Linked DNA regions of Homo sapiens: regions 1, 2, 3, 4 and 5 are each linked to region 6. Evidence: chromatin contacts called from ENCODE Hi-C or POLR2A ChIA-PET data. All regions are on one chromosome and are shown on one strand. The core of a region is the stretch at or near the end of the contact, and the rest is flanking DNA. Distances in the headings are between cores, read along the strand shown.

What was found. Hi-C counts contacts between places; a loop is a spot of excess contacts on that map. ChIA-PET counts read pairs that join two places held with the same protein, here RNA polymerase II (POLR2A). Pooled maps may share reads with other maps.
Region 1: a map of GM12878 shows a loop between it and region 6 (7-fold over the local background). The contact joins the promoter of INPP5D here to the promoter of HJURP in region 6. A Hi-C loop is called at or near these places in 1 of 168 maps with a recorded cell type or tissue (GM12878), 5 of 37 single-sample maps with no recorded cell type and 11 of 50 pooled maps. POLR2A ChIA-PET finds 5 or more read pairs at or near these places in 3 of 52 experiments (A549, OCI-LY7 and activated CD8-positive, alpha-beta memory T cell).
Region 2: a pooled map shows a loop between it and region 6 (5-fold over the local background). The contact joins the enhancer-like site here to the promoter of HJURP in region 6. A Hi-C loop is called at or near these places in 4 of 50 pooled maps. POLR2A ChIA-PET finds 5 or more read pairs at or near these places in 2 of 52 experiments (activated CD4-positive, alpha-beta T cell and activated naive CD4-positive, alpha-beta T cell).
Region 3: a loop to region 6 is called in a map of endothelial cell of umbilical vein, with 4 times the contacts of the local background. The contact joins the enhancer-like site here to the promoter of HJURP in region 6. A Hi-C loop is called at or near these places in 1 of 168 maps with a recorded cell type or tissue (endothelial cell of umbilical vein) and 5 of 50 pooled maps. POLR2A ChIA-PET finds 5 or more read pairs at or near these places in 7 of 52 experiments (BJ, OCI-LY7, PC-9 and 4 more).
Region 4: a loop to region 6 is called in a map of CD4-positive, alpha-beta T cell, with 4 times the contacts of the local background. The contact joins the enhancer-like site here to the promoter of HJURP in region 6. A Hi-C loop is called at or near these places in 2 of 168 maps with a recorded cell type or tissue (CD4-positive, alpha-beta T cell and colonic mucosa), 1 of 37 single-sample maps with no recorded cell type and 9 of 50 pooled maps. POLR2A ChIA-PET finds 5 or more read pairs at or near these places in 1 of 52 experiments (activated naive CD8-positive, alpha-beta T cell).
Region 5: a pooled map shows a loop between it and region 6 (8-fold over the local background). The contact joins the promoter of ATG16L1 here to the promoter of HJURP in region 6. A Hi-C loop is called at or near these places in 1 of 168 maps with a recorded cell type or tissue (colonic mucosa), 3 of 37 single-sample maps with no recorded cell type and 17 of 50 pooled maps. POLR2A ChIA-PET finds 5 or more read pairs at or near these places in 2 of 52 experiments (CD8-positive, alpha-beta T cell and activated naive CD8-positive, alpha-beta T cell).

The regions. Positions count from the first base shown.
Region 1 is chr2:233,057,864-233,062,281 of GRCh38, forward strand. INPP5D (inositol polyphosphate-5-phosphatase D) reads left to right here and starts at 2,479. Exons shown (of 27, transcript NM_001017915.3): 1 at 2,479-2,749. The coding sequence starts at 2,616. RefSeq lists enhancers at 2,154-2,433, 3,034-3,123, 4,210-4,418 and a silencer at 2,634-2,713.
Region 2 is chr2:234,444,076-234,448,044 of GRCh38, forward strand. LINC01891 (long intergenic non-protein coding RNA 1891) reads right to left here. Exons shown (of 3, transcript NR_146988.1): 3 at 515-660. Among named protein-coding and RNA genes, the nearest start is that of LINC01891, 8.5 kb to the right of the region's middle. RefSeq lists an enhancer at 2,302-2,351. Within about 2 kb of position 2,481, at least 24 of the 41 ENCODE cell types and tissues checked have a DNase peak (open chromatin) inside an H3K27ac peak, as active enhancers do.
Region 3 is chr2:234,425,320-234,429,798 of GRCh38, forward strand. No RefSeq gene overlaps it. Among named protein-coding and RNA genes, the nearest start is that of LINC01891, 27 kb to the right of the region's middle. RefSeq lists enhancers at 2,138-3,337, 2,987-3,558. Within about 2 kb of position 1,357, at least 13 of the 41 ENCODE cell types and tissues checked have a DNase peak (open chromatin) inside an H3K27ac peak, as active enhancers do; they include OCI-LY7, PC-9 and endothelial cell of umbilical vein, where a contact is called at or near this core.
Region 4 is chr2:233,268,567-233,273,021 of GRCh38, forward strand. ATG16L1 (autophagy related 16 like 1) reads left to right here. Exons shown (of 18, transcript NM_030803.7): 6 at 1,436-1,501; 7 at 4,400-4,455. Among named protein-coding and RNA genes, the nearest start is that of ATG16L1, 19 kb to the left of the region's middle. Within about 2 kb of position 1,970, at least 6 of the 41 ENCODE cell types and tissues checked have a DNase peak (open chromatin) inside an H3K27ac peak, as active enhancers do; they include CD4-positive, alpha-beta T cell, where a contact is called at or near this core.
Region 5 is chr2:233,249,706-233,253,827 of GRCh38, forward strand. It overlaps ATG16L1 (autophagy related 16 like 1), which reads left to right and starts at 1,968. Exons shown (of 18, transcript NM_030803.7): 1 at 1,968-2,237. The coding sequence starts at 2,123. RefSeq lists an enhancer at 1,556-2,255.
Region 6 is chr2:233,853,084-233,857,303 of GRCh38, forward strand. It overlaps HJURP (Holliday junction recognition protein), which reads right to left and starts at 1,452. Exons shown (of 9, transcript NM_018410.5): 1 at 1,301-1,452; 2 at 761-827. The coding sequence starts at 1,417. RefSeq lists an enhancer at 1,334-2,326 and a silencer at 1,394-1,653.

The DNA.
Region 1 (4,418 bases), core at 1,229-3,728, 790 kb before region 6:
ACCTTTATGCTATAAAATTTGGAACAGTAATTTTTTTTTTTTTTTACTGTGTCGCTCTATCACCCAGGCTGGAGTGCAGTGGCACGATCTCGACTCACTGCAATCTTCGCCTCCTGGGTTCAAGTGATTATCCTGCTCAGCCTCCAAAGTAGCTGTAGCTGCGATTATAGGCACGTACCACACCCACCTGATTTTTTTTTTTTTTTTTTTTAGTAGAGACAGGGTTTCACCATGTTGGCCAGGCTGGTCTCAAACTCCTGACCTCAGGTGATCCACTCCCCTCAGCCTCCCAAAGTGCTGGGATTACAGGTGTTAGCCACTGTGCCTGGCCACTCTCTAGCCATTATTTGAAGTCTTCATTGATAAATCACTATCCCTCACATGAGTTTGTGAATTTTGTAATACGTTAAAATTATTTATATTGACTGGAGACCTACAAAAAAAAAAAATCCACCCACCAAAAGGGCAGCTCTGATCTAGATACTGGGATTTCCTGAATGTGGAGGGCAGAAGGGTGGGGGACAAGCCAGCTGACCATGCTGGATAGATCAGGCAATTGGGTGGAAAAGGAAGCAAAGTTGGGATGGGCCTTAAAAATGAGGGAAGAGTGCCCGTGTGGCGTGTGTGCCAGGGGATCTCACTCTGTGGAATGGCAAGGACCGTGGGAATAGAGGTGTGAGAGGTGGGGGGCTGGGGGTTTGGGGGAAGCTCTCTAAGTAGGGCAGTCTTGGCATGGTAGGGGTCTCTAGAGATGAGTGGGTGGAGGTGTAAAGGGACCAGTATTGCAAATGGATCCTCCTGGTGGCGTGGTCCAGGACTTCATGGATGTTGGTGGAGGCCAGCAGGGAAGTGAGAAGGGTGTGAAGGTACACAATGGGAGCATAGGAGATGACCCCATAAGGAGGGGGTGGACAGGTGCTGAGTGGAGGCGTGGGTGGGGAATGAGAGGCCTCCACACTGGGCTGCTGCAGAGGTGGCGTGCTGCGGAAGGGCCGGAGCATGGAGGCCAGTTCCCATCACCACTCTATCCCCACGCCTGGCTCCCAGCCTGGCCAGAGGTCCTTGACTGGGAGTGCTTTGTCTGCCCTACAGACTCGCCTGCCATGTGTGTTGCTCAGCGGGGAGGTGCTGGGGGCCCTGTTCTGGGACAACCATCAGTGTGACACATGTTGAGCCCCTGGGCACATGTGAGCTCTTTTACGAGCTACGTCCTTCAAGTTAGACAAGAAGAAACCAAGGCCGAGAGAGAGAAGAAACTTGACCAGGTTCCCACAGCTTGAATGTGGTGGCGCTGCCTGGCTGGTGCCCCTTCCTGGAGGGAGTCTGTTGTCATGTCCTGGAGGCCAAGGCCTGGATGTGGGATGGTGGGGGCACTCTTTGTGCAGCGGGTCAACACGTGCCCCTTCGGCCTTGGTGGGCCGGACCCAAGGACGGAAGGTGCCCAGGTCTGGGGGCTGAGGGATGGGTGTCCACCGCAGAGCCCTCAGAAATGACTGGTCCTGGATGGCGGTCCCTGGAGAGGCAGCTCCTCTTTGAGTGGTGGGCATATGTGGCCATGCCCAGTCTTGGAGGCGGTGCAGTCCGACCGGCCACCCCGACTGCTGAGACGCAGGACTCAGCACCCAGTGTTGTCCTTGGCCAGGCGGCCAGCCTGCCCTGTGGGGCTTTGGGGTTCTCCTCTCCGAGCTTGTTTCCCCAGCATCCTGGAGAAGCCCAGGGAAAAACCCAGCCTATGTTCCCGCTGTAAACGGCCCACATCCCCTCCAAGCTCCCTTTGTGTGTCTCCAAGCTGGACTGCAGGGATCAGAGCTGTGCTGCCCGTGCAGCACCCACCCGCCCCTGGGAATGAGGGTAATGGGGTCACAGAGCCATCACTTGGACCTTGGCGCCCTCGGCTGGTGGCAGCCAAGGTCTCCCAGCACCCAGGCCGCTGGGAGTCTCTAAAGGGGAGGGGTGGGGCTCGACTGTCCCCTCCCCCTCAAGTTTGCTCTGTCCTGGGCAGGCCGTAGTCCCAGTTGAGAAGCTGTGCCCCCTTGGGTGTTTTGGAGGTTCAGGGTGGGTGCTGAAAAGCCCTGAGGGAGAGCAGAAGGCTCGGGGGCCTGTCTAGGGCATGGCATCCCACGTGGGTGTCAGCACGGCCGCAGAAGAACCACTTCTCTGGCCCACCCATGCCTGCTAGGCCATGCTTCTTCAGAAGTGGCCACAACTCTCCTGACGTCTCCAGAGCCGGTCATTCCACCCAGGGGGACTTCAGCTGCCACTGGACACTTCAATTGTACGCTGCGACCAGTTGCCAGGAAGGAGAGGGCTGGCAAGAGAGCCGCGGCAGCCGTGGCAGGGTGTAGGGGACGGTGGACGGCCAGGGCCCCCCCCTCTCTCTCTTTCTCTCTCTCTCTCTTGCTTGGTTTCTGTAATGAGGAAGTTCTCCGCAGCTCAGTTTCCTTTCCCTCACTGAGCGCCTGAAACAGGAAGTCAGTCAGTTAAGCTGGTGGCAGCAGCCGAGGCCACCAAGAGGCAACGGGCGGCAGGTTGCAGTGGAGGGGCCTCCGCTCCCCTCGGTGGTGTGTGGGTCCTGGGGGTGCCTGCCGGCCCGGCCGAGGAGGCCCACGCCCACCATGGTCCCCTGCTGGAACCATGGCAACATCACCCGCTCCAAGGCGGAGGAGCTGCTTTCCAGGACAGGCAAGGACGGGAGCTTCCTCGTGCGTGCCAGCGAGTCCATCTCCCGGGCATACGCGCTCTGCGTGCTGTGAGTACAACCTGCTCCCTCCCCGGGCACAGATATGACAGAGGGGCTTAGAGGGGGCCCAGCTTTGAGATGGGTTGTTCTTATGTCACAGGACAGAGTGATCTGACATGCACACTTCCCCGCCACCCTGTCATGGACCTTGTCCTTGGAGTTCAGAGAGCTGGTCTCATGGCAGGTTTTGCAGCCTTGGAGCTGTCAGAACCACTCTGAGGCCTGATGTTACACCCCAGCTTCCCATGAGCTGTATGGACCTTGTGGCTTCCTTGGAGTCTGGGGACCGAGAGAAGGGAGTTTGGGCTTTTGGAGCCAGGAGGAAGCTCAGGGCTCTGTGGAGGTGGGTGTGTTAGAGATCAGCTCAAAGATGCCCAGCTCAGAAACCCTGAGAAGAGCAAAGGTGGCAAGGGGGACCCTTCCTGGAGCACCCAGGCTTCGGGCCCCTGGAGGAAGCTGTTGTTTGGCGAGCCAAGAATATGGGGTGAGTTTAATCAAGAAAGGACTTTCCATTCAGTCAGAAGCTGCTTTCAGGGGCCTGAGAGCAGAGGAAGTCACCATTACCACCAGCGAGCAGCCTCTTCTCTCTCCTGAGCACTTGGCTGTGACCGCTGCCCACCCCCCACCCCCTCAATTTGGGTCTCTGTCACCATCAACTCCTCCCACTGCCCGGTTGGGGATGTTACTGAATGTACCAGCTGTGCTAACAATGGAGGAACCAGCCACTTGCTGAAGGTTCCTTTCTAAAACCCCCTTCCTGTCCAGCGTCTGAAGGAGGCCCTTGCCCTGCAGCTCTCGGTCTAATCATAGGGGGGCCTTGCCCTGCAGCTCTTGGTCTAATCATTTTGCCGGGGCCTCAGGCAGTGCCGGAGTGTAGTCAGGGAAATGTGTGTCCACCTGAACATCTCAAGTAGCATCCCTGGGCTGGCAGAAATGTTCCCCCGAGCAGCCAGGGCCTTGTGCTTCTCCAGGCAGGAGGGGAATTGGGTGATGAACCCAGACCTGTTTTGAATACTGACTCACAGCTGGGACCTGTCGTGCTAAGCATTTGTTAGCCCATTTCATCCTCACCACAACCTAAAGTGAAGGTCCTGTTAAAAGCCCCACTTTGCAGATGAGAAATCTGAGGCCCTGGCAGGTTAAGTGAGTGACAACAGTCAAAGCCACGGCCATCTGCCCCCAGAGGCTGCAGCTGAGACCAGCAGCCTGTGGCCCAACCTCTCCTGCTCCCAGTCCAGCGGGGCAGGCATGTAGCCTTGCAGGGCTGGAGAAAGAAGCAAGGGGAGCCACAGTGTTTACAGGGTCAGCTGGGGCACTGGAAACCAAGCCAGGCTCGCAGCTGGTCGCTGGCCTGTGCTGACAGTCTGCAGCCCCACCTCCAAAGACTGGTTTCCTGTGTCCCCTCTCTCATGCCTCAGGGGAAGGAACGCAGGCCCAGGCTGCCTGGACTTCCCCAGTGGGGACCTGCTGCTGCCGGGGCCTTAGAAGGAGCAGGAAGATTCTCTTAGGCCTCTCACAAGCCCAGTCTGACTCCACCTGGCCCATGTGGGTTACTTGGATTTCTCTCCTGGCCCAGTGGGATCTTGTCCTGGCTGTTTGGTGTTGGCTGAGCCGAGGGCTTCCAGGGCCCCATCTCATTAACCTTCAACACAGCCCTTTGACCAGGGCTTGCTTTGTG
Region 2 (3,969 bases), core at 1,231-3,730, 590 kb after region 6:
TGGTGATTTGTTACAGCAGCCACAGGGAGCAAATACAGCAACTGACCAAGGCAAGACTCTTAGGTTGCAAGCAAGGGAAATCATCTTGGGCTAACTTTAGCAGGAAAGCAACTCATGGGACATTGATTGGAGGGTGCAAAGAATCTAGGATGTTCAGAAGGACAGGGCCGGGCATCTGGACAGATGGTCCCACTGGTGCTGCTGTTAGGGAAGCTGCACTAGAATGGTAAGCTCCAACAACATGTTCTTTCCTATCAGAGACACTTTCTGTGTACAGGCACCCTGCAAAGACCTTTCCATCCTCACAAAAGCTTGTAGTGGCAGTTAGTGACAGAGAGAATCTTAGGGCTCTGAGTCTTACTGCATCAGATCTTTTTCCATTGCATCAACATGCCTCCTTTTAGAAGTGCAAGTAAGATCTGCTTCACATTGAGCTTTGAGACACAGAACACAGTAAGTCAAGATTTCACGGAATGTCCTCAAGCCCAGTCCTCTATATTAAGATGACTCAAAACTGGGGAAGAGAACCTTGGGCTTCAGGAGCTTTTCACATTGCTTGACTCCTTCATTCTTGCCACGGTCTTACGCCTTTTTGTAGGCTCAGGGCTTTCTCAAGCATCCTTAAGCATGTTAGGGCAGTGCTTCTCTAGGTGGTTTCACCTGTAATTTAAACATTTACTTGCACGTGCTTTATGTTTTTCCACCTCCTCCTGTTAACAAACATGGATATACTTTATTATAGAAAAAAACTGCTGAATTAAAGACTGATATTGAGAGTTTACATTCTGATATATTGCCTTTTTATTACATCTCATTACGATGAAAACATGCAAGCAAGCTCCCCCAGCTAACATTCCCTGTCCCTGCCCCATGCAAGTCAGCAGCCCGGGGTATGTGAATCACCCCACAGAAGGTTCATGCCACAGCACCACTGCAAACTAAACAAATTCTTTCCACGTTAGACTTAGGGTTAAAAAAAGAAGTTGTGTTCTAAAGGAGAGAGATATGATTTTGAAAGGAGCACTGGAAAGAAAATGAAAAGGAAATGAGACCTCAGTCGACCACGTGCTGAACCAGCCAGCCAGGCTTCCTTCCTCCATTGCTTCTGCTGTGGCGACCTACGAGTGGGGGCTTTCCACAGAAGGCTGCGGGTCCGGGAACGGGGGCAGGACTTACAGACCTCACCAGAGTGTGGCCAAGGACAGAAGTTCTCTATACGGAAGAGAAGGCTTGTCTAGTATGGAGTTCTAAGTTCTGTACTTAAATGTTCCCTGACAGGGGGTGGGGCTGGGGAGGGTGTAAAACAAAAAATTATTCTGATACTTTTATTTTTTATTTTTTATTTTTTCAAGACGGAGTTTTGCCCTTGTTGCCCAGGCTGGAGTGCAATGGCATGATCCTGGCTCACTGCAACCTCCACCTCCCAGGTTCAAGCAATTCTCCTGCCTCCTCAGCCTCCCAAGTAGCTGAGATTACAGGTGCGCACCACCACGCCCGGCTAATTTTTTGTATTTTTAGTAGAGATGGGGTTTCACCATGGCCAGGCTGGTCTTGAACTTCTGACCTCAGGTGATCCGCCCACCTTGGCCTTCCAGAGTGCTGGGATTACAGGCATGAGCCACCGCGCCCGGTCGATACTTTCTAAAATGGTAAGACTTTATTCAGGACAATTGCAATTGGTGTCCACAGTGTCACAACAGGGCAGAGAGATCAGGCTCAACTCCCAATACAAGAACAAGGCACCAGACATGGTGGCTGAAACCTGTAATCCCAGCACTTTGGGAGGCTGAGGCGGGCGGATCACTTGAGGTCAGGAGTTCAAGACCAGCCTGGCCAACATGGCAAAACACCGTCTCTACCAAAAATACAAAATTAGCCAGGGGTGGTGGCAGGTGCTTGTAGTAGTCCCAGCTACTAGGGAGGCTGAGGCAGAAGAATCACTTGAACCTAAGAAGTGGAAGTTGCAGTGAGCCAAGATTGGACCATTGCACTCCAGCCTAGTCACAGAGTGAGACTCCTTACCAAAAAAATTATAAAATTAAAATTAAGAAAAAAAAAGAACAAGGGGATATTTACAGCAGGTTGAGGGGTTTCACCAGATGAAGATGATTTCAGGGTCGGGCTTCTTGCTAAACTGATCCAGGTTTCAACAAGGATTCTTGTTGAAGGTAGGCCAGGGTGATCTGATATCGAGGATCAAGGGTTCTCAATAAACTGACAGCAGGATCCCTGTTGAAACTGAGCTTTGCAGGCCCAGCAAGGACAGGGACCAAGGTTGAGGGCTTGGAGGAGTCTGACTAAAGTTTGGTCAAGGAGAGAGTCTTTGTCAGGGGTTATGTGGGCTCTTCCTTCATGTTCCTTTAAAGAGCATGCCCATCTTCCGGGACTTCCTCTTTCTGTTTAAGTTACCATTTACTGTGGCTTCTCACGCTCTTTACGCAGCTGCAAAGGCAGAGCAAGACACACTGCTGGCCCAGAAGGGCTGATGATCCGGCAGCCTCAAGCTACGGGTCAGGAGTGAGGAAGTGAGGCTGGCCTTGTGGGTGTGGAGTGGCTCTGAAGCTTCCTGTCTCCACCCAGCCCTCTGCCCCTGCACTAAACCAAAGCCCTGCAGAGCAGAGTCTAGTGACGCTCCTGGGAAGGTGACGCTCCTGGCGGCACATGGCCTTGAGAGCTTCCACGTAGTTTGCCCTTGGTCTTGTCTCTGAGACGCCTTCTGGTTGCCTCGGTCTCCTCACACCCCCCAGGATCCAAGTCCAGGCCTACCTGGCTCCCGGGCACTCCCTGTGTGCCTCCCACCTCCTCCTTCCACCGAAGGCAGGCGAGGTCAGCTCTCCCTTCCCTCCTGTCTCTGGAGCCCTCGCTCCATGCCCAGGCCTGTCCCGTGGACGTGTCATGCAGCTGCTTGCTTCATGTTCTTCTAGCTTTCTCCCTGAGCCACAGGCAATGCTTTTCAAAAGCAGTGAAAAGTTTAGCGGAGTTTTTTTTGTTTTTTTTTTGTCAAGGTAATAAAATCTGCAGTGATAAAAATAGCTATTAGAAGTTTAGGAAAATTTCATCTTGGAGTAGAAGAATGAGGATGGACTAGGCTAAATAGTGTCCTAACAAATACCTGTCCACCCAGAACCTCAGAATGTGAACTTATTTGGAAATAGGCTCTTTGTGTATGCCATTCTCATAGATGAAGTCCTCCTGGATTTAGGGTGGGTCCTAAATCCAGTGACTGGTGTCCTTATAAGAAGACCACATGAAGCCGCAGGGAGGCACGGAGAGGATACCATGTGACCACGGAGACAGAGACTGGAGTGCAGCATCTAGGAACCAAAGACAGCCAAGGAATCCTGGCACTGCCAGAAGCCAGGAGAGAGCCGGAACATTCTCCCAGAGCTTTTGGAAGGAACCTAGCCTGCCCACACCTTGATTTTGGACTTCTGGCCTTCAGAACTCCAGGAGAAGAGCTTCTGTTGTTTGAAGACACCCAGTTTGCGGTCATTTGTTAAAGCAGCCCCCGGACACTAAGCCACAGTGTAGCCATATGCTTGGGCTGGGTCCCAGGGCAGCACTGACTCCTCACTTTACCTTGTGTCACAGCAAAGCCCACAGCCAGGGAGAGGGGGTCAAACTGCAGCAGCTCTCACTTCTGAGCATCATAACGAAAGCCAAAGACAGCGCCATTTACCTAAATCGGACAGCCTACAGAATCTTCCAGTCTGAAATAAGAAATGTCAAGCGTTTTAGCCATGGGAATTATAGGGTAGGGGAGATCCTTCCCCTTAACTAGTCAGTGGTTGAAATTTCTTTTGCAGCAGAAAATTTAAGTGGTAGCTTGACTGTTTAATGTTTGCAACATTAGAATGCCCTAGTCTCCACTTACTGATTTAAAGAGCAACAGAAATCCTTACAGGAAGAGCAGTAGGATGGCTGATTCCTGAAAGCGGCTTCCTGACACCCTCGCCCCAGCACCCCTGG
Region 3 (4,479 bases), core at 107-2,606, 570 kb after region 6:
CTGGTAATGGTTGGAGGGTGGTGGGAAAAGCCATAGGAGATTCTGGGGGAGGTCACAGGGATGGGGGTGAGAGCGAGCTAAGTGGTAGCCAGTGGCGGGGCCCCTGGTGGTTGGGTTTTATTGGGAATGAGGCCGGGCAGGGAGTGACTATAAGACCCAGCTGGTCGTGGCAGAGGTGGGAAGGGAATTTAGGGAACTTGCTCTCTTGGCTTCATGTCTGGGGACACAGCACGGGTGAGGCTGGTGGGTGGGTTGACCTGCTGGTGGTCCCTTCAGACCCCTGTCCCAGTTAGTCCCTGGGGACCCGTCCCTTTGGACCTGACTCCTTGGGGTTGAGTTTCCCCTTTCACCTGGCCAGGATTTAGCATCTTCTTCTGGAGGAATGAGGAGGTTTGGGTGACCTGCCTCTTCCTCTTTCACCTGGCCAGGCTTTAGCATCTTCATCTGGAGGAACAAGGAGGTTTGGGTGACCTGCCTAGTGCCAGGGCAGGACGACTGCCACCCTGAGTCATGTTCTGCTGGTGTCTTTCAATTAGGCAGGAAAGCTCACTTCACAAGGAGCTTCTGTGTCACTGGAGTTATATGGAAATGAGGACATCAACGCAGCCCTCAGGGGCATGCGGGAAGAAGCAGAGGATGGGCCAGAGAGGGTCCTCCCTACCCTCCTCCCAGGTTTGGCCCTCTAGGCCACTCTACCCACTGCATACAGGGATGGGTGTGGTGCCCAGTTCCTCACCCTCTGGGACATAGAACTCCACCTACCCACAAAACCCACTTCCTCAGAAGCGTTAGGGCTGCCTCGGTGCCCTAACTGCAGGTGTGCAGGGCGGGGCTGAGGAAGAGGCAGTTAGGGCTGAACCCAGCAGGAGGGAAGCAAGCTCGCCCAGCTCTAGGTTTCTTGTGAACCCTCAGGACCTGCCTTTGGAGGCAGGTCCTGAGACTGCTGGAAGAAATGAAAATGATGACGATTACAAAGATGAAGGGAGAGAGTGTTAATGAATCACAGATCTTCCTTCCCCTATCAGGTCACCTTGTGTCAGTTTAACAATGACCACCCCCCCCCCAAAAAAAAAAAGCCACACACACACACACTGAGAAGGGAAACACTTTGTTTTTCTGCACTGTCTGAGCTCCATCAGATAATGGAACTGCTGAGCTCTCTGTTCTGCCACTCCACATTGATGGATTTCATGGCAGAGTAACACTTTGGAAATGAAAGTTTCTCTTCTACTTCCTAAGTGAGGGAGACCCAGAATCCAAGAAAGGATCCTTGGCTCAGGAAATCATCTGCCATCGGTGGCCAGGGGCAGCTGGAGCGTCAACATCTAACCTGTGGGAAGATGTACCCTCTGCAATAGGCCCCTCTGCCCCATCCCCAGAAGTCCCCAAAAGTTTCCAGGAGTGTCAACAGATGGGGGAGGGATCAGCCACTCTCACCCTCTGAACTGTGAGGGTTTCTCTTCCCATTTCTCTAGGAAGCAGTGGCCATGTTGTTGCCCAAAGCAGATGTCAAAAGAGAAACTTAGAAGAGGCTTCTGAGACTAGCAACCCTCCCACTCAGGATGGAACCAAATTCAGGGAGCACGTCTCCCCACACAGCTGAAATTAATGCAGAGGTGAACGCCTTCTCCCTCGGAAGCAGAGCAAGAATGATTCTTGATTACACTGAGCCTATGGAACAGCCCCCACTGTTCAAGAGCCAAGATTAGTGTGAAGCACCTCTCAATCATTTAAGATTTGATTGTTTAACATGAGGCTGGGTGGGTTCGTCTCAGTGCTGATGTCAACAATCGACCCCATCGTCCACATGGCTCCCTGGGTTGCACCATGAGCCAGCCACTGCTGCTTCTGGGTGCCAGGCTGTCCGGCAAATCCTCTGACCCCCGTCTCTCCCTTCTAGATTTTTCTGAGCTGCCACTTCCTCTCACCCTCCAGGCAGGCAGAGCCTGAAACCCCCTCTCTCAGAAAGGGTTGCATCAAACTCATTTGATGCACACAAATTCACCGAGGGAGAATCCTTTGACAAGCAGGCTCTGGGGCCCTGGGGCTGGGGCTTGAGAGCCTGGGTCTCTAACACACCCAGCAGTTGCTGATGGCGGGGCCAGAGCTGGAGTGGCCAAGGTTTTAGAGCAGTACTTATGGTGGGTCTCTCTCTAGCTGGGCCATCCTTGAGGCCATCCTCTTCATTTCAGATCAGTTTGCCCCCTCCCCATTTCTCAAAGCTGCTTACTGTTTGCTGGAAGGGAAGGCTGGACTCCTCCACCCCACCTTCCACCCCCACCTTCCTTTCCCCTCCGCCCCACACCCGTTTCTCTGCTCCCTAGTCTGTTTCCTGTACAACTTTAGGACATGGCCTTCATTCATGTTACCTTTCTGTTGTTGTTTTTTTATGAGCTTTAGTTAAGATAACTAATTGCTGCAGACAAAACCAGCTCAAAACAATTTAATCCACACTTTGAGAGAGGGAGAAAGAAATGCACTCTGCAGAGGAATCTGAAGAATGTAGAGAACCATCCAATCAACGACTATTCCAAGCATTTCCCTGAGAATGCAAACTTCCACCCACCTCAAGCCCTCCAGGAACTTGCCATTTTCACCACATCACTATGCAGCGTCACACCAGGAAGTACCCAGAAAACTTCGCACGATCCTCCGGAAGCCTCACCCCTTATCGGTGACCACCCTTCTGCTATATCCAGTCTTTTTCTCAGCATAAGTGTTTTACATACTTGATATCAGAGTGTAATTTAAAATCTATTTCTTGACTTTTTTACTTAATAAGTTTTTAACTGTCACTAAAAATTCCTGAAAAAATGTTGTATAACTCTTTCCGTTATTTACTTAATCATTTCCCTATTGTTGGAGACATAGAATCCAATTTAGGATTTGTTTTGTGGAAGGTTTCTTTGTTGCTGTTTTTTGAGACGGAGTCTCGCTCCGTCACCCAAGCTGGAGTGCAGTGGCGCAATCTCGGCTCACTGCAATCTCTGCCTCCCGGGTTCAAGCGATTCTCCTGCCTCAGCCTCCCAAGTAGCTGGGATTACAGGCGCCCACCACCACTCCCGGCTAATTTTTGTAATTTTAGTACAAACAGGGTTTCGCCATGTTGGCCAGGCTGGTCTTGAACTCCTGAACTCAGGTGATCCGCCCGCCTTGGCCTCCTAAAGTGCTGGGATTACAGGCGTGAGCACCGTGCCTGACCTGTTTTGTGGAACTTTTGAAAGCACAGAGAGGCATGCTCACATCTCATGGACACCACCCGAGTTAGATTAACTTCCTTTCAAACTGGAAGTAGAAGGAGACCATGTTTTCATTTGCCCACTCACTCACTCAGCAAATTTCACAGCATATTCCCCGTGTGCCAGGTATTCAGGGAAAGCCCGTTGTCCGTCTGAAGTCTATTAAGAGGTTAAATAGTCATCAGTCCACTTCAAGCTGGTCGATCGCCTTTGAGCATGGGAGGTAAGAGCTAACTTTGCAGTAAACCGCTCAACACAGAAACCAGCAAGGGCTTCCACATGCAGCCCCGTTCCTGGAGCAACAAATCACAACATCCGTCACTGTAGACTCTGGCCTGACACAGATGGTCCCCACATTCTTGAAGGCAAGGACTAAGAAAGAGTGGGTCAGGGTCCGTTTGGAAATTATTTTCAGGAAGCTGGCCCTCTGAGGCCAAATGGTGGGAGGTGGAGGGGACTAGACTTGGGCGGGAAGAAACATCCTCATCCATCCTCATCCTTATGGAAACCTGTGTCCCAGTTCCCTGTCTGCATCTTCAGGTGCCTCTGGTACAAGTCTATGTGGATGCCTGCCTCAAACTCATCACACAGAAATGCAGCACTCTCGCCCGCTGCACTGTGGCCCCTTCCAAATGTAGCCCCCTTGGAGAGACACGTATCGCCCACTAAGTGGATCCACTGCAGCCTCCACACTATCTGGGTTCCTCTCTCCCTTTCTCCTCCAAGTCAGCAGGTGACAGGCTCGCTTTGCTTGTGCCTTCCAAAGAACAGAGACTCTAGCATGTCTGCCCTTCGATGGGCCGGCTTGGCCTGGCTGTCTCCTGCTTCCTCAATGGTTTCCTGGGAATACCTGCTGGTAGGTGGGGGATGGCCTAATCCCTGCCAGAGACTCCTTGGCCTTTGATCCTGGTGAGCTGTGCTAGTCCACGTGCAAACACAAAGCCTCTGTTCTCTTTTGGAGGCCTTTTGCATAGTCTGACAGCTGAGCTGGAGATCCAGGCAGGCCTGCACTTAGCTGTGCTCTTGCCTCCAAGGACTGTTCCAACGTGGGGCCATGATTCAGCCTCTTTGAGCCTCAGATTCTTCTCTGTACACTGGAGATAAGGATGCCCACCTCACAGGGCTGTTTCAGCGATCAGATCTGTAAAGCACTTAGCGTTATGTGTAGGAAGAACTCAATACATAATATTAATGCTGAGTATAATTACTGTTATTCCTCAGTAGGCTTCCAGGCCTGCCT
Region 4 (4,455 bases), core at 720-3,219, 580 kb before region 6:
CTGGGACCTGAAGTTATAGAAAGTAGATTTCAGACAGTCAACAAGTGCTTTAATCATAGAGTAGTGGTACTCACACACCTTATACCGAGATTCTGGTTTTTCCTCAAAGAGAGTTAGTTCACAGTTGTCTCTACCAGCTAAGACAATTTGGATAAATTGTATTTTTGGTAATTTGCCCTGTAAAACTTATTTTTCATCTTCCAGGTATAAAATCAAGAGTGTAATGCACTTTTTAAGCTATACCCACATCCCTTCCCAAGATTCTGCTATACTGCCTAGAGGACTTTCCTTCATTTTGAGAATTACCACCGTGGTAAAAACTTACGAGAAATTTCAGCAGAATTCTTGATTGCAGCTCAGTAGCATTGCTAGAGTTCTACATTAGGGGTCCTCCACCTAGCAGGCATAGCCATAGTTAGAAGTGAAATTTATCAAAGAAGAGAGAGTAAGGTCAGGGTTAGGAGTTAGGGAGTTTCTGAATTTAGGACTTGAATGAGAGACAAAAATGATTCTGAGAAGGGGAGTTAGTGGATGAGACTTTGACCATGTTAAAAATTTGTCACAGCCAAGACTTCTATGTCAAGCTTTAGTAAATTAAAGTTACTAATGTTATGTAAACTTTGACATTTCAAGAATCTCACTATACCTCAGTTTCCTCATTTATAAATGGCAATAATGATATTTACCTCAAAAGGTTGTTATAAGGCTTAAATGAGTTAAAGTCTGTAAAGTAATTAACAATGTCAGGTAAGGGGAAGTCCTAAGTAAATCTTCACTGTTAGTAATCAGGCTGTGGGTGTGTTAATGCAGGTTGAGCATCCCATATCCCAAACTCCACAATGCTCCAGAATCTGAAACTTCTTGAGTGCCAACATGACACTCAAAGGAAGTACTCATTGGAGCACTTCAGATTTCCGATTTACCATTAATTTCAACTGAATTTCATATTTAGACCTGGATCCTGTCCTCAAGATTTATATCATGTTTATGCAAAACTTCAAAATCTGAGAAAATTCGAAATCTGAAACACTGGTAGTCCCAAACATTTCGAGTAATGGATGCTCAACCCGTGTAAGACTATTTGCTGCAGAAAACTTAAGTCACAACCATGACTAACCCTCAGTGAGCCTGAGGCATGTGTCTATCCTAAGATACCCTTGGTCCCAGAAGGCAGGCCTCCTCCTTTGCCAGTTCACTGCTTTCTCTAATAATGTGGCCTATCTCTCTTCTAGGCTTTACTCTGAAACCCTTTAAAAGGGGAGCCTTACTGATGTTATGAGTTTGGGCTTGTGACTTTTGAGTATTTTGCTCAGGGTAGTTGTTATTTTACATGCACTGAATGTGTTATTAGAACTGGTGGCTTCTAGAGAGCCCAAACCCCGTGCTTTCTTAAGCAGACATAAATGGTGGGCTTTTTTTTTTTTTTTCCCAACAGGAGGCGGCAAGCCCGGCTGCAGAAAGAGCTTGCAGAAGCAGCAAAGGAACCTCTACCAGTCGAACAGTAAGTAAAGATAAATGAATCAAAACTGTGTTTCTGAAAATTTGGCTCTCTTAAAAGTTTTGTTTTTATTTTTTTTTTTGTTTGGTTTTTTTTGAGACAGGGTCTTGCTCTGTTGCCCAGGCTGGAGTGCAGTGGTGTGATCATAGCTTCTAATGTTTTTATTTCTGTAAAATCATCTTACAGATTTTAGAAAGAAAAATGTTAAAGGAAGAAAATGAAAACATACAGTTCTTCCACCACTCAGAACTAACATCCATATATCATTTTAATTGTATTTTGCTGGCTTCTAATTTCTCACAAATCATGTACTGATACGGCCTTTGACCCTATTTCTGATTACTTACTTGAGATAGATTATTGAAAATAAAATTTGATGGGTCAAAGCTTTTGGAACATCACCAAATAACCTTCCAAAAAGTTTGTGTTCATCAGCTGTGAATGTGAATTCTAACTTCCTGCACTCAGTACCCGTTACTGCCTCACTGTTTCCTGTTGACACTTTGAACGATCAGTTTTCTGCCTCTTAATTGTGCCTGCCATGTAATGCGGTGGGGTTTTTGTTGTTGTTGTTTTGTTTGTTTTTTCCCTCCTTGCTCCCTTTGGTTTGTAACTTAAAGTGGAAACTTAAGCGAAAACTAAGATCTCTTGGAACAAAAGGAATCAAACTAGTTCTGGAGCTTTTCCTAATCTGCCTACAAGTTAAGGTGGGGTATCTTCTCTGAGATTTGAAGCTTTCATAGTGGTAGAAAAGAGTTTCCTTCGCTCTAGGATGTTTCTTTTCTATTGAAATGTGTTTTGGAATATAGTTTTAGAGTTTTGATCCACTATTTTTTAAAATGTTGGTTGCTTCCCTGTAAGTGGAGGGGTTTAAATTCAACTAGGAGTCATTCACCAACTAACGTCTTAATTTACAAAGAAACAAAGGTTCCCATATCATGCCTTTGCTTTAGATATGTAGGGTACGTGTGTGTCTGCACTCTCAGATGTGGAAGATTAATCTCAGTTGTATTTTCCCAAGCCACAAAGTAAATAAATAGTTGACCTGGAAATGAGATTTGGTTTCTTCAGAATAACAGCTTATAAAAGTGTCATTTGCATAACCGGGTTGACTGGGATAATTTAGACAGGTTGAGCATCCTGCCCAAGATCATACAGGAAGGGGCCGAGGTAGGATGCAAACACAGGGCTGTAAAAGCCTGTTATTTTATTTTGTATTTTATTTTATTTTGAGATGGAGTTTCACTCTTGTGGCCCAGGCTGGAGTGCAATGGTGCAATCTCAGCTCACTGCAACCTCCGCCTCCCAGGTTTAAGCGACTCTCCTGCCTCAGCCTCCCAAGTAGCTGGGATTACAGGCATGCGCCACCACGCCCAGCTAATTTTGTATTTTTAGTAGAGATGGGGTTTCTCCATGTTGGTCAGGCTGGTCTCGAACTCCTGACTTCAGGTGATCTGCCCGCCTTGGCCTCCCAAAGTGCTGAAATTACAGGCATGAGCCACCGAGCCCGGCCTAAGGCCTCTCCTTAATCTCTATGCTTCCCTAAGGAGTTTCTGGGTCAGAGGACATACATCTTTGAAAGGTTTTGATAACTTAGCAAATGCTAGTGTTTTCTTGTGGTCCCGGGCCTAAGCACAGTTGCAAGTACTTAAAACCATAAAATTCTATTTTCAACAGGACATTGTCAAAGGCTCAGCTCATATTTGCAGTTCCTGTCTTTGCAGTTCTCCTCTCTTCCTTGTATGGGCACAGGTGACTCTCGCAAACCTAGATCCCTGGGAAAGCCAATCAAGAAAATAAAGCACAGCCTTGTCCTTTTTCTTTCGACCTGCCTTTTATTCCCTTCTACATCCTGGCCAAGAATGTGGTGCAATAATTACACATAGTCCTGGAATAAATAGCTAAGGAAAATAAATTTACTTTGACCAGGTTTAACTTGCTTAGTAACAGGTTCTTAAGTATATATTTACCTAATCCAGATAATTATTTATTGAAAAGGAAAAATCTTTCTGTCAAGTTCTTATGAATCCAAACAGTAGGTGATGAAATCTTGGGTTATTACATTTAATTATCTTCTCCATGAAGGTTGCATCTCAGTAGGAGGTCATTAAGACCAAAATAATTACTTGCCCTCCTCCAAGTAGGAAAGACGTGGCCCAGAAAAATGAGGAAGGGGGATTCCAGAGGTACTTTGCATCCGCTGGGATAAACAGCAACAAAGGGAGCATGTCCTATGACTTGATTATGTCATTTGAAGTGTGATGGGCTCTCCTAATGTCAGAGACACTATGTATTTAAGCATAAAATGCGCAGAGTCAAAAATGCATAGTGTTTAAATTTTGCTTTTCTATTTTTTAAAGTAATATTTGAAACTGGGTTAAGTTGGCTGTTGATTTCATGGCCCATTTAGCCATCCCTTCTTTCCCTGAATTCTCCCTACACTGTTGTTTTATATTCCATAGCTGCTGCCCCTAACTACCCTAGGTACCCCTCAGCCCTTGTGTCATGGGAACTGTGCTTGGTGAGTACTGCAGCCCTTCAACAGTGATGCTGACTGTTGATGGAATGCCCTACTTTGGCACTGGTTATGTGGTTATAGACTCAACAGATCATATTTTATTGCTTCAAGTGGGAACTGTGTTTATACCTAAAAGGATCAAAAGCTCACTTTTAAATTTATTCTCAGTTGAAATTCTGGATTTGATTTGAACAGGTTAAATGTTTATTGTAGTGTTGTTCAGAACATGGCAGCTCTTCCTTTTTCTCCAAAGAATCTTTAACGCATTGCTGTCATAGCCAAGTGGTTTAGGATCTAACTAGAAAATGACATTAGCATTTGCGGAACCGATTAATCACAGAACTGTTCAGGAGAATCAAAGAATGTCTTGCCTTTCTTTCCAGGGATGATGACATTGAGGTCATTGTGGATGAAACTTCTGATCACACAGAAGAGACCT
Region 5 (4,122 bases), core at 718-3,217, 600 kb before region 6:
AACACAGTGGTGCTATCACAGCTCACTGCAGCCTTGACCTCCTAGGCTCGAGCGATGCTCCCACCTCAGCCCCATCCCAGTAGCTAGGATTACAGGCACACGCCACCACACTCAACTAATTTTTTGTATTGTTGTAGAGACAGGTTGTGTCATGTTGCCCAGGCTGGTTGGTCTCAAATTCCTGAGCTCAAGTGATCCTCTCACCTTGGCCTCCCAAAGTGTTGGGATTACAGGTGTGAGCCACCATGCCCAACCTTGGAAACATATTTTAATCATAAATGTGGGAAATTAACATGCTCAACTGTCAAGATTTGGTGTAATGGTCTTTTAAGGGTGGTGCCACTGCTGCATTTGAAGGCATTCTCGGTCACTTTCAGAACTTTTTCATTTTCTTCAGCGTGTGAGGAAGTCACTTCTATTTCTGATCCCATTGGATCCTTCCAACGACTTCAGGTCCACTCAATACTGACTACCAGTGAACCATCTTCAACTACAGTGCTAGAAGCCTGACTGTCCTCCTCTCCTCAGCCTAAGTTCTTCTTATCTGTCTCTGAAGGACCTTCCTCTGGACTTGAGACACACTGGAAGAGAAGGTAGTTTCTGATATTCCTTTCCTCTTTTGGCCAACTACTTTGTCTGGCTCCATTTTCATGCAGTAAATTCACTAATTGTTAAAGGCAGATGGAGCTCCAGCAACTCTATTACAGAACTGGGTTTTCCATTCTACTGAGCTTGTTCACAGACACAACTTTCTCAGGAGCCAGTGTGTCTTCATCTCCCCCTTTCAACATCTACAGCCTCAGATTACCTTCTAAGGCTCCATTTATTGTCAGGCCACAATTTCTAGGATTCTAACAATGAAGACAAACTCTGATACACAATTCACATCTTTCTTAGCTCCCGTTTCCAGTTCTCTTCTCCATTGCAAACAAAAACAAAAACCCCAAACAAACCACAAAACCTGTTTCCAAGTTCAGTGGGACACTCTTCCCAACGCACCCTGACTTCAGGTATGTAAGAGTTAAGAAACAAGAAAGAAACACGAAAAGCAGCTTAACAATCAAAGACAGGTTTATTTTGGAGAATAAACCTGAGAGGGGCTTCTTGTCGATTTTGGTCAGGAGCGTTTTCTCTTACACACTAAGGGTGTTTAAGGGTTTACGAAGCGGTGAGCTTATTGCAGGTTCGTAATGTTTCTGTATGAGGGAAAGTTTATTGCAGGGTTGGAAAGTCTCTGGCCGGAGGGGAGGCTATCTCTGGGTTGGCATGTTTCTGGTTGGAAGTGGGTTTATCTTAGGGTTGGAATGTTTCTGGTTATGCTGACATTAGCCATTAGGCTGATGTTTTTGGGTTGGATTTAGGCAGTTTCTTAATCAAGGGGAACTTAAAATGGTGGCAGTTGTCCAAGATGGCAATGCTCCTGCTGTCAGGGTAGGCCTTGGGAAGACACCAGGTGTCTTTGTAAACTTAGGTTTCCCCTGTACCAAGCACAGTGCTGACTGCATTACATGGGTTTTTCTTTTTACTATTCGTGACAACCTTCTGAGGTAGGTATCATTACTGTCCCCATTTACAGATGAGACAACTGAGGCTTAGGTAGGCTGTCACTCATCCACAGCCACAGAGCTACTATGGAGGGAACCCCATTTGTTCCTAAACTGCGATTAAAAATAAAAGTGGGGGGAGACAGGCCAAGAAAAAAAACACGAAAAGGGTTGAAAAGCAGCAAAAGAAAAGTAAGCAGTCAGGCGGAAACGGCCCCTTTCCTGCCTCCTTCCCGCCCGGCGCTGGGCCTTGCGCAGGGCCCGGACGCCCCCAAGCGGCCACCTCTCTGCAGCTGACGCTTCCGGCTACAGGCTGGCGTCACTAGCGAGCGCCCTGCGTAGGCACCGGCTCCTGAGCCCGTGCTTCGGGTGAGGGGGCGGGTCTTCCGGCCCTCTCGAAAATCATTTCCGGCATGAGCCGGAAGACCGTCCCGGATGGCCTCGGGGACTGCCAGTGTGTGGAGGTGAGCTCCGGGATTGCCGGCATTCCCGCTTCTGCTGGTTGCTTCATGCTGCAGGCTGCGGCCGTCAGCCCTCGCTCGCATTGGTGGCGCTGAGGTGCCGGGGCAGCAAGTGACATGTCGTCGGGCCTCCGCGCCGCTGACTTCCCCCGCTGGAAGCGCCACATCTCGGAGCAACTGAGGCGCCGGGACCGGCTGCAGAGACAGGCGTTCGAGGAGATCATCCTGCAGTGTGAGCGGCGCCGGTGCGGGCTGGGAGTGGGGCGGGCGGGCCCCGCGGAGGCATGCGGGGCGTCAGCGGGAACCTGAGGCCGAGTCCCTGGCGCCGCCCGCACGCATGGCGGCCGCCCCGGGTAACCCGCGCTTGGGACGCCGCACGCCTTTTAAATGTTTTTTCTAACCTGCGTTTTATCTTTGGAGGATTTTCCCTATTAAATTGTACGATCTTTGTGGGGAGGCACAGTTCGTGTTTGTATTTGTAAATCCCAGTAGCTCATACAATGCTTATGCACTTAAATAGGTCCCAGAAACATCCCATCTATGGGGTCATGTTAATGAAACGGTCGTTGACTTTCAGTCGCAGAATTAACATTGCCTTCTCAATGCACTGGAACGGGTGGCCTTTGATTCCTCAAACTTACTTCCCTTACTCCACCTTGGTGGTTTTTTTTGCGGGGAAACGGGATAGGGGATCAGGGTCTTGCTGTGTCGCCGAGCCTGGAGTGCAGTGGCGGAGATCACGGCTCACTGCAGTCTCAAACTCCCAGGATCAAGTGATCCTCCCACCTAAGCCTCCCGAGTAGCTGGGATTACAGACGCGCTTCACCACGGTCGGCTAATTTTTTTAAAAAAAAATTTTTTGGAACGAGGTCTCACTGTGTTTCCCAGGCTGGTCTCCAACTCCTGCGCTCAAACGATCTTCCCACCTCGGCCTCCCAAAGTGCTGGGATTATAGGCGTGAGCCACCGAGCCCGGCCCCACCTTGGTGTTAATATCGTAATATCTTTTAGGCGGGACAGAACCTTTACTGTTACTGAAATCTTCAGTATGAAAGAGGTGGTTTTCTTTCCCCTTACTGCTTGCAGCTTAAGGGTACAAAAATGTTTGTACCTTTACCTAAATTATAATGGTCCTAAGGTGGTTCCATCTGCGTCTGAAAGTAAACCTGACGACTTTCTCAAGTTATGCTGTTGATGATATTCAGAATAATAATTGCTACCTTATATTGCATTCTGATTGTGCAAAATCAGTAGTTCTCAAACTTAGCTCCACATTAGAATCACCTATGGATCTTTAAAAAATTACAAATCCCAAGCCACACCCCAGACCAACTAAATCACAAGTATCACAGTACACAAGTATCAGTGTGTGTGTGTTTGTGTTTGTGTGAGATTAAGCCTAGAACTGCATGCCAAGTTATCAGTGTTTTTTGATGCTTCCCAAATGACTACTGTGCAGACAAATTTTAGTACTGTGGTAAGTATTTGCATGTGTTATTTTATCTTTCCCAAAATTCTGTGTATGAAGCAGGAACTGTTATTGCCATTTTCACACATGGAACTGAGGCCAAGAGAGATTAGGTAACTTCTGAGGTTGCACAGCAGGTTAATGGTGAGACTGGGTTTTTTTGTTTTTTTTTTTTTTTTTTTTTGGAGACAGAGTCTTGCTCTGTCACCTAGGCTGGAGTGCAAGTGGCGTGATCTCAGCTCACTGCAACCTCCACCTCCCAGGTTCAAGAGATCCTCCTGCCTCAGCCTCCCTAGTAGCTGGAACTATAGGCAAGCACCGCCACGCCCAGCTAATTTTTGTATTTTTAGTAGAGACAGGGTTTCACCATGTTGGCCAGGCGGATCTTGAACTTCTGACCTCAGGTGATGTACCTGCCTCAGCCACCCAAAGTGCTAGGATTACAGGCATGAGCCACAGTGACCAGCCGGGACTGGAATTTGAACTTAGGCTTGATGACTAACTTTTGCATTTGCTTTTCTCACTGGCTCCCCCAGCAAATGGTTCTTTGCTTTCACTGCACCCATTGTTTTAACAAAACTAAGAAGAAAGAGGATGCTTTGCTGTTCTAGGAGGCCCTGAAGAACAGTGCTGTTTCAGAAAGCCAGAAG
Region 6 (4,220 bases), core at 202-2,701:
TTTTCACCCAAGATGTGTCTGGATTGGCTATAAAGGCAGAAAGGTAGGATTTCTTTTAACTCAAGGAGCAGATCTTGTGAACCTTCTGTGTCCGTTTAATGCAACATAGAACTTGCTCTGAGGTTTGTTTTCATTAAGTGATACTGAGTTAGTTATAAAGCTATATGGGAGGAATTGACCCCAGCCAGTGCAAAGTGTCACCAGCTATTTACCAAAAAGAATCCACAAGATTTCAGTCCGTTTACATTAACTATTAAACGGAATGCCTTCTCCTCCCTATTCAAGTACTTGGAGCCTCAAGGAAGACAGTTACTACTCCAAGTTAAACAGGGCAAACAATAGTCAATGTGAGTATTCACAGTGCGGGGCGGGGTACTGTTCACAGTTTCATAGGGATTGTACGTGACTGTTACAACACCCACGCCCAGGAGACATTATTGTCATCATCCTTCCCATTTCACAGATGAAGACACTGAGACCAGTCCAGCTAAGCAACTGCCCCACGCTGCCATGGTGGGGAGGTGGCCAGCGGGGATGCCAACCCGGTAAGCCGGAGGCATGTGAGCCAGGAGGCACCTATGTCTCTTCAGGAATTGTTCTAATAAGTAATTCAAGTAATTTACAGGTTTAAGGGCACCAATGTTTTGGTTCCTATTAGTTAGGTGAACAATGTTTACTTCTTAAGAGAGCAGGGACAGCATTTCAACTACTCCATTCACACTCTTCACCCGAATACTCAGAAGGTGGGGAAGACCCTTACCCTGTGGCGTCTCGTAGGTCAGCGTGGCCATTTGCACCACCGGGGTGTCCTCGAAGGGCTGGTTGTACTGCGGAGGAGGAAGGGGCTTCCTGTCAGGTTCCAGGGCCACGAGGGGCCCCAGACCCGGGAGGAGGCGGCGCCAGCCCGTGAGAGGCCGTTAGTCTGGCCTGGGGCGCCCCAAACGCGGTCTCTGCAGCGGAGCCCCCAACTCCGCCTCTCTCGTCCCACTCAGGAGCACCCCCAGCCCCACCAAACCCTCCTCTCTGCACCCGAGCCCCAGGCCTGCTTCCCCACTCCCCGTTCCGGAGGCCCCAGTCTTTCCTCCCCGTCCCCGCACCGAAGCCTTCGGCGCTGCCTCCTTTTTCCCTCTCCGGAGCCCCCAGCTCCGCCTCCACCTTCTCTCCGCATCCAAGCCCCAGTCCCGCTTCCCCAACCCCCGCTCCGAGTCCTCAGAGCCCCTTCCCTTCCCGTCCTACGTCCCCTCCCAGCCTCACTCCGACACGCAGGCCTCCCCTCCCGGCGGACCGGCGGGGGCCGCACCTTCTCTATCAGCCGCTGCATGCGCCTCTGGAAGCGGCGGCGACTGGCCCTGAGCTTCTGCAGCAGCTGGTCGTCTTCCACGTCCTCGCCCTCCATGGCGCGCAGCGTACCCAGCATCGGACCCAGCCAGTACCCAAGCGCCAACCCGGACTGCAGGGCCTCGCGCGCCACAAACTCAAATAGGAGACTCCGCCCTCCCTGCCTTCCTCTCGGTTTTCTATTGGCTAGAGCGGAGAAGCCGGGCACTGATTGGGCCTTTCAAACAAATTTGCGTCCCACCTTCCGGCCAATCCACTCCCGAGTTTCCAGCCACGCCCCAATGTCCGGCGGAAGGGAGGGAGGGTCTCCGGCCGCCACGGCCGGTGGTAGTTGTACAAACAGCTGTGTGCTTATTCATCAGCGGTGCTGTGCGAGATCCGGTGGGATGCGTGTCATCTCCCGCGCTGTGCACCGGAGATAAGTGCGGCCTGGAGATTTCTGCGTGACTTGCTCTGGGTGTCGCCGCTGGGCGAGGTCCGCCTTCCTCACCCCTCCGCCTGGGATCCCGGCGCAGTTTCCAGGGCAGGGGCCTAAGAAAGACAACCCCAAATTACCAACCCAAAAGGAGGCAGGATAGCGAATATTCATCTAGAAGGAAAAAATAAGTCTCAACGAATGACACATTTAAAGATGCTGACAAATGCGATACACATCACAAAATCCAGGAAAATACTTCTATTAACCCAGCTTTTTCCCTATGTATTTCTGATTGCATATTCTGCTTCTTCATTGATATTAATCTTGTAATATTTTCTCCAGAGAGAAGAGCAAGATAAATCAGTCTTTAGTATGGTTGATGGAATTTATGATTGACATCTTAGGAAAGTTTCATTCAGCTTCATCACTTAACCACATTTGTGTGCTTGTGCTGATATGATTACCATAGTATGTGATTGAAAATAAAAGCATTACTGAGCACCAGGAGGTCCCTTAGAGGGGGCTCTTCACCTCCTTTCAGCCTGCACGGCAATTCTATCATGATGTCCTGCGGAAATTTAGGTGGGAGTGGGTGGAGGGTAAGAACTTCAGGGCTCATGTAGTGTGTGTGTCCACAAAACGTGTTGCGTTGTGCTGGACACAGAGATGTGCTGGCCTGATTCCCCTTAAGATGCCACAGCTGCTAGGAGGGCAGTTGGCAGGGGCCTTCAGTTGTCAGCCTATTCTGGGATGATTCAGTTGCAGAGAACTCCCTCACCCAAGGTCCTGCTGCCCCAGGGTGGCCCAGCACCAGTGACTGATCCAGGTGGGAACAGGAAGGCTGTATCATTTCAGTCTGATGGAAGAAAACCCTGGGCCACTTTATCTTCCGAGCTCTCAATTCCACGGAATTGGATGGGGTAACCTACCAATCCTGTTTCTTTCCTTCCCTTCCTCCCTATATAAACATCCTCTCTGAGTCTTCTCCAGTTGCAGGATCTACACATTTAACTTGTACCTTTTCCAATTTTCACAAACAGACCGAGGTGTCTTCCTCCTCCTTCCTTAGGAGTGTTCAGAAACTTAACATGCTCTTCCTTGGACTCTGTGCTTCCCACACATAATTTACTTTTCAAACATCTAACTGGGCCCATTTAGAGACTTGAGACCTTGAATAAGATTTTCTTTTTTCTTTTTGAGTTTTGGATGATTGACTCTTCCATTGTTACCAGATAGAGTTGTCCAGGTTCTTGGTGTGTTGAACAAAGAATTGAACAAAACACACAAAGTAACAAAGGAATGAAGCAACGAAAAACAAAGCAACAGGAGAACGGAGTAAGGAAAGCACAGATTCATTGAAGACAATTCACAGAGTGCGAGCGGACTGGAGCCCGCAGCTCAAGAGCCTCTTCAATTAGGGTTTTTATAAAGCCAAAAGAACTTGGCAACACCCCTGGGTACCCTTTAGAGGCCTCCAATTGGTTACACCCTATGAAGGATTGGCCTGTGACCAATCAGAGCCTAAAGTGGAAACTTGGCCTGCAGTCATTCAGGGGCTGAAGTGGAAACTTCTTTCTTGTTATCACGGGAGTGAAGATGTAGCCTATGTCCTGCCCAATCTTGCTTAAAACTGGCTGCACCTGCTGTTCTCTTGCTTATGCGAACTGGCTGCATCTGCTGTTCCTTTGCTTATGCCTCAACCCTTTGCTACCCCAGTTCCCTATTCTCCTGCCTCACCATGACTCTCTAACAAGCACGATAGTACCAGTTTTCAAAACTGGCGTCTCCCAGGGCTTATTCTCTATTCCTGGGAAACCATTCCAAGATTTCCTTTGCTGGCTTCACTGACAATCCAAGCATCTGCCTCTGTCCTAGGAGTTTGGGGGCAGCTTCAGTGGAAAGATTTCTCAATCTCAAGTTCAAGTCTTTAATTGAAGTCCAAAACATACTTGCTTTAGCCAAACTCCTTCTGAGCCAGCCAAAGTCCATGCATTAACCCTTATTGTTCTGGCCTGGTGGTCTTCCAGTCGTCTCTGACTGGCTTTCCCCATCCCATGGTCTAAAGTGGTGCTCCAGCTAAAGAAAGAAGAACCCTGTATCATGCTTCTCATGTGATGCTGTAGCAGGACAAGCCGCAGACAAAACCCCTCAGACACCGAGTTAAAGAAGGAAGGGCTTTATTCAGCTGGGAGCTTCGGCAAGACTCACGTCTCCAACAACCGAGCTCTCCCGAGTGAGCAATTCCTGTCCCTTTTAAGGGCTCACAACTCTAAGGAGGTCCATGTGAGAGGGTCGTGATCGATTGAGCAAGCAGGGGGTAAGTGACTGGGGGCTGCATGCATCAGTAATTAGAATGGAACAGAACGGGACAGGGATTTTCACAGTGCTTTTCTATACAATGTCTGTAATCTATAGATAACATAACCGAGTAGGTCAGGGGTCGATCTTTAACTACCAGGCCCAG